Regions from separate parts of the Homo sapiens genome. Here region 2 is linked to region 1. A link is a contact called in ENCODE Hi-C or POLR2A ChIA-PET data. All regions are on one chromosome and are shown on one strand. Each heading gives the region's core, a stretch centred on a gene start or an enhancer-like site at or near the end of the contact. The rest is flanking DNA. Distances are from core to core; before and after follow the strand shown. Region 1 holds the start of MYH16 (myosin heavy chain 16). Region 2 holds the start of GJC3 (gap junction protein gamma 3).

Region 1 (5,523 bases), core at 1,411-3,910:
CAATTTTGTGGGTAACATTTGCTTAGGATGAGATTAAAGCAGGTAAGACTACAAAGTTTCCTTTTAAAGTAAAAGTTGTGGCTGGGCACAGTGGCTCACGCCTGTAATTCCTGGAGGCTGGGGAGGATCACTTGAGATCAGGAGTTTGAGACTGGCTGGGGTAATGTAGCAAGACGCTGTCTCTACAAAAAATTTAAAAATGAGCTGGGCGGGCGCTGTGTACCTGTAATCTCAGCCATTTGGGAGGCTGAGGTGGGAGGATTGCTTGAGGCCAGGAGTTTGAGACCAGCCTGGGCAACATAGCAAGACCCTGTCTCTTCAAAAACAAAAATTAAAAATTAGCTGGGCATGGTGGCACACACCTATAGTCTGAGCTATTCGGGAGGCTGAGGTGGAAGGATCGCTTGAGCCCGGAGTTAGAGGCTGCAGTGAGCTATGATTGCATCACTGCACTCTAGCCTGGGCAACAGAGTGAGACCCTGTGTCAAAAAAAAATTTTTTTTTTCCAAAATAAAAAAGCGAGGCCAGGTGCAATGACTCACATCTATAATCCCAGCAGCACTTTGGGAGGCCAAGGCGGGTGGATCACCTGAGGTCAGGAGTTTGAGACCAGCCTGGCCAGCATGGTAAAACCCTGTCTCTACTAAAAATACAAAAATTAGCCAGGTAGGGTGGCAGATGCATGTAATCCCAGATACTCAGGAGGCTGAGGCAGGAGAATAACTTGAACCCGGGAGGCGGAGGTTGCAGTGAGCTGAGATTGTGCCCCTGCACTCCAGCCTGGGTGACAGAGTGAGACTCCGTCTCAAAAAAAAAAAAAAAAAAAAAAGTGAATTAATGTAAAGAAAGGTGAGTCATGGAACAGGCGGGGAAAGCCAGGCGGCACCGGCAACGCCTGGCCTTTGAGACATGCTCACCTAGATTCCTCTCCAATCCCAGGTCCTCCAGGGCCGGCCTGTGTGTGGATACATTTGGGGAAGCAGAACTTACTATTCCTCCCTTTCCATCTGTGGTGGGTGCTGATTGTTAGCTAGTTCTTTCCCATGGGGGAGTGTAAAGAAACTTCCTTGTGAGCTATGGAGGACTCAGGGCCACCCGAGATGACTCAGAGCCTGTCCCCACCCTCTGCGGGTCCTCCTTTCTCCTGAACATAGCTGCCTGGTGCCTGACTCCCTCTTCTGGTGCCCAGAGACATGTCCCTCTTAATGGTGGCCCCAGCACAGGCATGATTGGACCCATGTGCAGTGCCATGGCTGGTGGCCTCCTGCCTTGGTTGAGGGTGGCCTGGCTGCTTGGGACCTCTGTGGGTCCCACCACCTGGCTGACTCACATACCATACTCATTGCTGTTTCGGAAGAACAGGAAATGAGAGGTCGGACCTTATCATTTCCTGAGGTTCCCCCAGCTCTAAGCCAAGAACTCACTGGAGTTGAAGATGCCTCAACATGCCCAGGGGCAAGGAGTCAATAATCAAGCTCACTTTTTTTGGTGGGGGTGGTATGGCGCTCTCCATCTTAAGTGGATTTTATTTTGAGGGATGAGATGGAAGGCAGAAAGACACTTGCTCTCCTTTCCTTTCCTCTCTCCCTTCCTTTCCTCTCTCCCTTTCATCTCTCCCTTCCTTTCCTCTCTCCCTTCCTTTCCTCTCTGTCTTCCTTTCCTCTCTCCCTTCCTTTCCTCTCTGTCTTCCTTTCCTCTCTCCCTTCCTTTCCTCTCTCCCTTCCTTTCCTCTCTTTCTTACTTTCCTCTCTCTCTTCCTTTCTTTTCTTTTGAAATGGGGTCTCACTGTGTTGCCCAGGCTGGTCTCAAACTCCTGGCCTCAAGCAATCCTCCTGCCTCAGCCTCCCAAAGGGCTGGGATTACAGGTGTGAGCCACTGTGCCCGCCCCATGATTTTTCTTAGGGAGGAATTAGTCCCTGTCTGGACAGAGGCTAGATTTTTGTCTCTAAGGTGCCCTCATTTTCAAACTGTTCTTGCAGCCTCTCACTCCCGAGGGGCATCTCTGTCCAGGATCAAGCCCTCCCCCAGCCCATAGGCAGCAGCAGTCCCCCCTGGCCTGGCCCCTCGGCCCTCACCTTGTTGTACAGCTTCCACCAGCCCCAGAAACGGAGCTGCAGGAACTTGTGCACGTTCTGCTGAATGACTTTCAGGCCCATTCTGCGAAAAGAATCCAGGGTTGAGTGGGTTACAATGAAGGTGTTAGGACCTGGCTTCCCTGGGGAAGGGGTGGGGCCTGGGAATAGAAGCCAGCAGATCTACCTTGTTCAGACACCAAAGTGCCTTCTCGAGACCCAGCATTGCCCATGTGGTCTGCGGCAGGGAGACTCACGTTGGGGTCAGAGCTTAGCAGCACGATAAGGGAGCTGAGGTGAAACCTGATGGAACCAGGTCCCTCCCAGATGGCACAAGGCTGAGACATACCAGTCATTGACTCCTGCATTTTCCCTCCTCCACCAGAAATCACCCATTAGTCTCCAAATCCCATGGATCTGCAAAGTTGCTGGAATCTGCCCGTTTCTTGTTCCCTGCAGCTTCACTCAACTGCCATTTATTGAGGACCTCCTGTGCACCAAGGCCCTGGGCTGAATCAGGCCAAGATCCCTCACATCAGCCCCTAACTGGTATCCCTGCCTTCAGTCCAGGGCTGCAGGTGGCCTGCTGATGGGAACAGGAATTCATTACTAATTCTATGACCACAAAGAAATAGAGTGAATCACAGGTCATCTGGGATGGACCTACCTTTTTTTTTTTTGAGACAGGGTCTCACTCTGTTGCCCAGGCTAGAGTGCAATGGTGCAATTATGGCTCACTGGAACTTTGTACTCCCTGGCTCAAGCAATCCTCCTGCCTCAGCCTCCAAAGTAGCTGGGACTACAGGCATGCACCACCACCTGCGAATTTTTTGTTTCTGTTTTTTTTTGTAGAGATGGGGTCTCCCTATCTCCTGTTGCCCAGGCTGGTCTCAAACTCCTGAGCTCAAGTGATCTCCCACCTTGGCTTCTCAAAGTGCTGGGATTACAGGTATGGGCTACCACACCTGGCCAGACCCAGCCCTTTAAAAATTACCAGGTTAGGGAGATGGCTGAAAAACATGGTTCCAAGGGCAGGGATGTGGAGTGAGAATTGCTGAGTTCTAATCCTGGCTCTGCATGAACCTGCCCCAGTTCCTTAACCTCTCAGACCTCAGTTTCCACATCTGTAAAGTGGGGGTGCTGGCCCTACCATGCCCCTCTCATAGCATCATTATGTGAATCAAGTAAGAGGAAGGCTGTGACATGACTTGAAACTATAAAGAGAGGGTTTATATTAGTTGTTTCCTGTTAGGGGTTAAGCTGTGTCCTCCGAAAGGATACGTTGAAGTCCTAACACCCAATACCTAGGAAGGGAACCTTGTTTGGGAATAGGGTCTCAGCAAATGTAACTAGTTAAGATGAGGTGGTCATACTGGAGTAAGGTGGACCCTAATTCAATGACTGGTGTCCATATAAAAAGAGGGAAGATGGGCTGGGCGCAGTGGCTCACGCCTGTAATCCTAACACTTTGAGAAGTTGAGGCAGGTGGATTGCTTGAGCCCAGGAGTTTGAAATGAGCCTAGGCAACATAGGGAGACCTTGTCTCTACCAAAAAAAAAATTAGCCAGGTGTGGTACAGTGCACCTGTAGTCCTAGCTACTCAGGAGGCTGAGGTGGGAGTATCACTCAAGCCCAAGAGGTTGAGGCTGCAGTGAGCTATGATCGCACCACTGTACTCCAGCCTGGGCTACAGAGCAAGACCCCATCCCCCACTCAAAAATAAAATTTAAGGCGATGGATATCCCAGTTATCCTGATTTTATTATATGAATGTATCAAGTTATCACATAAAACCTAAAATATGCATAGCTATTAGGTATCAGTAAAAAAATTTTTAAAAATTCCTGTTGTTTGAAGCCACCCAGTGTGTGAACTTGGTTGCGGCAGCTCTGAGAGACAGGGTTCTTTTTATTTTTTTGAGACGGAGTTTTGCTTCTGTCGCCCAGGCTGGAGTGCAATGGCACGATCTCAGCTCACTGCAACCTCCGCCTCCCGGATTCAAGCGATTCTCCTGCCTCAACCTCCCCAGTAGCTGGGATTATAGGTGCCCACCACCACGCCCAGCTAATTTTTGTATTTTTTGTAGAGATGGGGTTTCACCATGTTGGCCAGGCTGGTCTTGAACTCCCGACCTCAGGCAATCCGCCCGCCTCAGCCTCCCAAAGTGCTGGGATTACAGGCATGAGCCACCGCACCTGGCCAGCCACACAGGGTTCTTTGTGCCAGCAAGACATTGGCATCCACCCCTGGCCCACCACGCAGCATGGCCAGTGGAGCTGGCCCTGAGTGCGTGTGGCTCCTCTGGGCCTTCCTGTCGGTGTTTGTGAGTGCTACCTTCGTTCCAGCATCTTCTTGAACTCCACCCTCATGAGGAAGCCCCGAAGCCGACACTGCAGCATCGTCATGATCTTGGCCAGACGCTCGTCCCTCATGTCCTCAAGCCTGGCCAGGATGCCCGCACGGAAGAACACCTGGGGAAAGACCGCACGCCTTTGAAAAAGCCCGGCTGTCACCGATGGCAGCCACTTGGGGGAGTTTTAAATCAAAGAAGGGTTTTTGTTTGTTTGTTTTGCTGGAGTGCAGTGGCGCGATTACGGATCACTGCAGCCTCAACCTCCCGAGCTTAAGCAATCCTCCCATCTCAGTCTCCCAAGTAGCTGAGACTACAGGCACATGCCACCATGCCTGGCTAAATTTATTATTATTATTGTAGAGATAGGGTCTCACTATGTTATCCAGGCTGAGCCTCCCAAAGTGCTTGGGATTACAGGCATGTGCCACCATGTCCAGCTAATTAAAAAAATTTTTTTCGGCTGGGCGCAGTGGCTCATGCCTGTAATCCCAGCACTTTGGGAGGCCGAGGTGGGTGGATCATGAGGTCAGGAGATCGAGACCATCCTGGCTAACATGGTGAAACCCCATATCTACTAAAAATACAAAAAGCCGGGCGTGGTGGCGGGCGCCTGTAGTCCTAGCTACTCAGGAGGCTGAGGCAGGAGAATGGCGTGAACCCGGGAGGCGGAGCTTGTAGTGAGCCGAGATCACGCCACTGCACTCCAGCCTGGGCAACAGAGCAAGACAGTCTCAAAAAAAAAAAAAAAAAATTTTTTTTTCTGAGATGAGGTCTGGTTATGTTGCCCATAACCAAGGCTGGCCTTGAACTACTGGACTCAAGTGATCTTCCTATCTCAGCCTCCCAAAATGCAGGAATTATAGGCATGAGCCACCATGCCCTGCCTGTTGATGTTTTAAAAATCCCCCCAGGCCAGGCACGATGGCTCACACCTGTAATCCCAGTGCCTTGGGAGGCTGAGACGGGCAGATCAGGAGTTCAAGACCAGCCTGGCCAACGTGGTGAAACCCCGTCTTTATTAAAAATACAAAAAATTAGCCAGGCATGCTGGCAGGTGCCTGTAATCCCAGTTACTCGGGAGGCTGAGGCAGGAGAATCG
Region 2 (5,523 bases), core at 1,979-4,478, 660 kb before region 1:
CAAGAGAGGAAGGACAGAAACCCTCAGAGCCCTGGGGATGCTTCCCATAAATCCAGGGACACCCCCCCTAGACTTACAAGATGGGGCAGGGCTGCAGGTATCCTCACAGATGGGGCTGGTTGAGGGAGGATGCGTGACCAACCTAGATGAACTCAAACTCTGACTCTTAATGGCTCAAAATATAGTGTCTTGCAGTTGGTGAATGATGACATATTTCTCTGGTCAATTGAGACCCTTAGAATTGTCCCTGGGACTCATCTCAACCCATCCTTCTGACTGAGACCACAGGGGAAGTCCAAATTACAGGGAAGATAATTTGGGGAACAAATCCTTGAAGAAGCAGGAAAGATGAGACCCAAGGACACAGATTTGGAAGGCAGAGTAAACTTGGATAACTGTAGGTCCACTTCTTTCTCTACAATGTTAGAAAAGGAAGTAAATATTAAGATAAGAGAAAGTAGTATCTGTGGGGTTTCACATCAGTGTCTCTATTTTCTCTTTGGAGTAAGAGGTTTTCGTGGTGTCTTAGTCTGTTTGGGCTACTATAACAAAATACCTTAGAGAGGGTAATTCATAAATAAGAGATATTTATTTCTCAAAGTTCTGGAGGCTGAGAAGTCCACGATCCAGGCACCAGCAGATTCAGTGTCTGGCAAGGGCTTGTTCCTCTTAGATGGCACCTCTTGTGTATCCTCACACAGTGGGAAGGGATGGAGGGGCTCCCTGGAGCATCTTTTATAAGAGCACTAATCTCATTCATGAAGGTTCTTTCCTCAAGGCTTAATCACCTCTGGTTTGATACAGTTTGTTTGTTCCCACCAAATCTCATGTTGTAATTTAATCCCTATAGTTTGATGGTGTTGGGAGGTGGGGTCTAGGGGGAGGTGTTTGGGTCCTGGGGGCAGATTCCTCATGAATAACTTGGTGCCATTCTTGTGGCAGTGAGTGGGTTATCGCTTCTGTGAAACTGGATTCATTCTTGAGGGAATGGATTAGTTCCCTCAAGAGTGGGTTGTTGTAAAGCCAGGATGCCCCTTGGGTTTGGTCCCTCTTCCCCTTTGACCTTCCCTGCCATGTTTTGACACAGTATGGAAACCCTCAACAGAAGCTAAGCAGATGTGCAGGCTGCAGAGCTGTGAGTCAAATAAACCTCTTTATAAATCACCCAGCCTCAGGTTCTCCTTTGTGGCAACACAAAATGGACTAAGACACTTGGTAAGGGCTCCACCTCTTAGTACTATCACACTGAGTACAGCACTTCCACCTTTCCACCTCTTAATACTATCACATTGAGTACAGCACTTCCACCTTATCTGTGGGAGATATGTTCCAAGACCTCCAGTGGATGCCTGAAATTGTGGATAGTACCAAACTCCATATATACTATGTTTTTTTTCCCCATATGTACATCCCTATGATAAAGTTTAATTACAAATTAGCACAGTAAGAGATTAACAACAATAACTACTAAGAAAATAGAACAATTGTGGCTGGGCATGGTGGCTCATGCCTGTAATCCCAGCACTTTGGGAGGCCGAGGCAGGTGGATCACAAGGTCAGGAGACTGAGACCATCCCGGCCAACATAGTGACCCTGTTTCTACTAAAATACAAAAAATTAGCCCGGCGTGGTGGTGCGCCCCTATAGTCCCAGCTACTCAGCAGGCTGAGGCAGGGGAATTGCTTGAACCTGGGAGGCAGAGATTGCAGCGAGCCAAGATCGTGCCAGTGCACTCCAGCCTGGTGACAGAGCGAGAGTCCGTCTCAAAAAAAAAAAAAAAAAAAAAGAAATAGAACAACTGGAACAATTGTAACAATATGCTGGCATCACTACTCTTGCTTTTTGGGGCTATTCTTAAGTAAAATAAGAGTTACTTGAACGAGTATTGATAGTTGATCTGATAACCAAAATGGCGATTAAGTCACAAACCAGCAAGGAGCGTCTACAGCGTTGGATACCCTGGACAAAGGGATGATTCACATCCTGGGTGGGATGGTGTGAGATTTCATAGTGCTACTCAGAACAGCACACAATTTAAAACATTAATTTTGTATTTCTGGAATTTTCCATTTAATATTTTTGGACCTCTGTTGACTGTGGGTAACTGAAACTGTAGAAAGTGAAATCGCAGATAAGAGGGGGGACTACTGTATTAGGTTCTAGCATATGCATCTTGATCATCATTCAGACCATACCACATGGTCTTCTGAGTGTGAGGGTAACCAGATGAGTGAGAATTTAGGCTAAATGGGGACGGTTTGAAACAGCTGCTGGGCATTGGGGAAGGCAGCTGATTAGGACAAATATAGAGATGGTGAACTTGGGCTTGTAGCATTGTGGTATTTTGGCTGGGGAACAGAGGGATTTCTGAAACTTATCCTTGATCATGGTCGCCTGTCACCATGAGGGAGATAATATGCCCAAGGAACAATGGCAAGTGGGGGTCAAAAATCTGAATTTCTATCTAGTCAGTTCTGGCTCTGGCCCCAAATCCTATAGTATGTAATTCTGGTAAATTCTGCTGGGTTACCTTCCAAATGTTCTCTTCTTCCTCAGCTTGTAAGGCCTAAGAGCATCAGACTAAAGCAAGCCTCGATGCTTGCTCTGTTCATTTCATCCATCACATCTAGCCCCATAACCTAACTACCTCTCAACTTTACCACTGTGATGGGAGAAGAGGACATCCAGACACACCTGTGATCATCCAAGGGCATGGAGGAAGAGAAAAGAAGACCGCAAGAGAATGCACATTCCCTCTCAGCATCAGCACTAATTTGCTTAAGATGATGCTGTAGGAGCACCAGGCCTGGCAGCCATCAGCTGGGGAAGCAATACCTTTCAAAGGAAAATTAACAAAACATCCCAGTCTACTCTCTTACGTTCAGCCTTTGGGAAAGAGAGACGGAGGGAAGGAGGGAAAGAGAGAGATGAAGATGTATCCTGGTCTCTCCAACCTGAGAGTTCCTCTCCACTCCAGCAGTACAGAAGGGGAGGGCAGAAGAGAGAGCCACACCACACACACTCACTGTTATTATTTTACATAGATGATTTCATTAAGTAGTAAAGAGGTGCAATCAGAGTCTTGGTATTTAATCAGTCAGATACTTGGAGAGGAATAAAAAAGCTTGCCTTCAGTGATCCTTGGATTAGGAGTGACAAGGTGGACTGGAGCTCCCTCTGAAGGACAGTGAACAACACTGATCTCTTGTCCTCTGCTCCAAAACAGGATGTGTGGCAGGTTCCTGCGGCGGCTGCTGGCGGAGGAGAGCCGGCGCTCCACCCCCGTGGGGCGCCTCTTGCTTCCCGTGCTCCTGGGATTCCGCCTTGTGCTGCTGGCTGCCAGTGGGCCTGGAGTCTATGGTGATGAGCAGAGTGAATTCGTGTGTCACACCCAGCAGCCGGGCTGCAAGGCTGCCTGCTTCGATGCCTTCCACCCCCTCTCCCCGCTGCGTTTCTGGGTCTTCCAGGTCATCTTGGTGGCTGTACCCAGCGCCCTCTATATGGGTTTCACTCTGTATCACGTGATCTGGCACTGGGAATTATCAGGAAAGGGGAAGGAGGAGGAGACCCTGATCCAGGGACGGGAGGGCAACACAGATGTCCCAGGGGCTGGAAGCCTCAGGCTGCTCTGGGCTTATGTGGCTCAGCTGGGGGCTCGGCTTGTCCTGGAGGGGGCAGCCCTGGGGTTGCAGTACCACCTGTATGGGTTCCAGATGCCCAGCTCCTTTGCATGTCGCCGAGAACCTTGCCTTGGTAGTATAACCTGCAATCTGTCCCGCCCCTCTGAGAAGACCATTTTCCTAAAGACCATGTTTGGAGTCAGCGGTTTCTGTCTCTTGTTTACTTTTTTGGAGCTTGTGCTTCTGGGTTTGGGGAGATGGTGGAGGACCTGGAAGCACAAATCTTCCTCTTCTAAATACTTCCTAACTTCAGAGAGCACCAGAAGACACAAGAAAGCAACCGATAGCCTCCCAGTGGTGGAAACCAAAGAGCAATTTCAAGAAGCAGGTGAGAAGGACACGCTCTCTTCCTGTCACTGATGTTTGTGTCCTGATGATCTCCTCCCGGGGCAGGTCCCTCACCTTTCTGGGAAGTACAACTTCTGCATGTTACAAAGTAGGTAACCAGGTTCTAGGCAGATGTGTTCTGACCGCCACTCCCAACCCTTTTCTTTGTTCTCTCTTGCTCTCAAAATCTATCCCAATGTCCATCCCCATCAACTTGATGGTTCCTTCCAGCGAACAAGGACAAGAGTGCTAGTCCGTTGTCCCTCCTGAACTTCCATTTAGGTCTCTCTCCACTTAGGAAAAATCTCAGCTTCTTCTTGATTCTCTACTTTGCAGAGTTATAAAGACACCTGACTTGCCTGAAGGAAACTCTGTGATTGAATCTTCTTTCCAACATCCAGTGAGTGGGGATTCATGTCTGTGACAAATTAGAGGCTGTTGAAGGATCTCTAAGGGCCCCTTGGGCCATGTAGTCTAAAGCATTTCCTGACTGTGCCTTTTCACTGGAATTTTCTGGTGTCAGCATCACAATTTTTATGGGCTTGGTTCAAGAGTCAGCCGGGAGAAGCCTCCCTAAACTGTGTCTCTCCCCTGTCCTGCTCAATAAATATTGATGACTGCTGTTGGCATTCCTGTTGCTGAAGATAATGCCCCTTCCTGTCTCACTGGCTTCATTTACCTCTTTTCTGTTTTTCCACATTCTCTGCTCCCCTTATCATCAAAGTTTTGTAAATGAATGCCCCTCAGACCTGCAGCACATGTCATAAGCCAGAAACTCTGGGCTTCAAGCATATATAAGTCAGTGTCCTCTAATATCTATAGATTTATCCAAATACCCGGCCATATCCTTAAGGAAAATTACTGTGAATTCAGGGGCTTAGGCCCCCTTGATCACTGATAGCTCTGATTTCTGCTCAATTCTCATTCTTCATTTCTGCAGTTCTCGTTGCAGCTTGTTACAATTGTCTCCAGAACTGCAGCAACTCATGCTGGACCAAGTTCCTACTCTTTAATTTCATAACCCTCAATACCACACAGAAAAAGCAGTAGAGTTCTACTGCTGATATGCTGATTTGGGAGTAACAGCAAGGGAGGCTGACATCACAGTGTGATTCGGCGGGTAACTGCAATCTGAATATCAGTCTTCTCGAGTCTCTTAGTCATTTCTGTTGGACAGTGTTGTTCTATCCCTTTTTTTTTTTAACAGAACGCTGCCCTCTTTTCTTAGTTTTCTCTTGCCCTGAAATTCTCAACAAAGGCAGTTATCTATTTTTTTTTCTCTTTCTGAATCCCAAATTATCCCCAAGTAAGTTAGGGGATCCCAAGGGATGCTTTGGCAATAGCTAGGAAATTTTTTTTTTCTTCCTGCTACACAAGTGCTTCATAAGAATCCCTCATCCACTGTAGCCAGAGCCCAGCCAAAGTGACCAAGGAAAAACGCAAATAGCATCATTTGGAATTCTTCCTTATACCACCCCCTTTTAAAACAGCTTTATTGAGATATAATTCATACACC

The links. A loop is a pair of places that touch in the nucleus more often than their neighbours do. ChIA-PET counts read pairs that join two places held with the same protein, here RNA polymerase II (POLR2A).
Region 2: a map of mesothelial cell of epicardium shows a loop between it and region 1 (18-fold over the local background). The contact joins the promoter of GJC3 here to the promoter of MYH16 in region 1. A Hi-C loop is called at or near these places in 1 of 168 maps with a recorded cell type or tissue (mesothelial cell of epicardium). POLR2A ChIA-PET finds 5 or more read pairs at or near these places in 1 of 52 experiments (BJ).

The regions. Positions count from the first base shown.
Region 1 is chr7:99,269,976-99,275,498 of GRCh38, reverse strand. It overlaps MYH16 (myosin heavy chain 16), which reads right to left and starts at 2,660. Exons shown (of 24, transcript NM_001431356.1): 1 at 2,422-2,660; 2 at 2,076-2,157. The coding sequence starts at 2,156.
Region 2 is chr7:99,927,325-99,932,847 of GRCh38, reverse strand. It overlaps GJC3 (gap junction protein gamma 3), which reads left to right and starts at 3,228. Exons shown (of 2, transcript NM_181538.3): 1 at 3,228-4,008. The coding sequence starts at 3,228. RefSeq lists enhancers at 2,845-3,429, 3,430-4,015.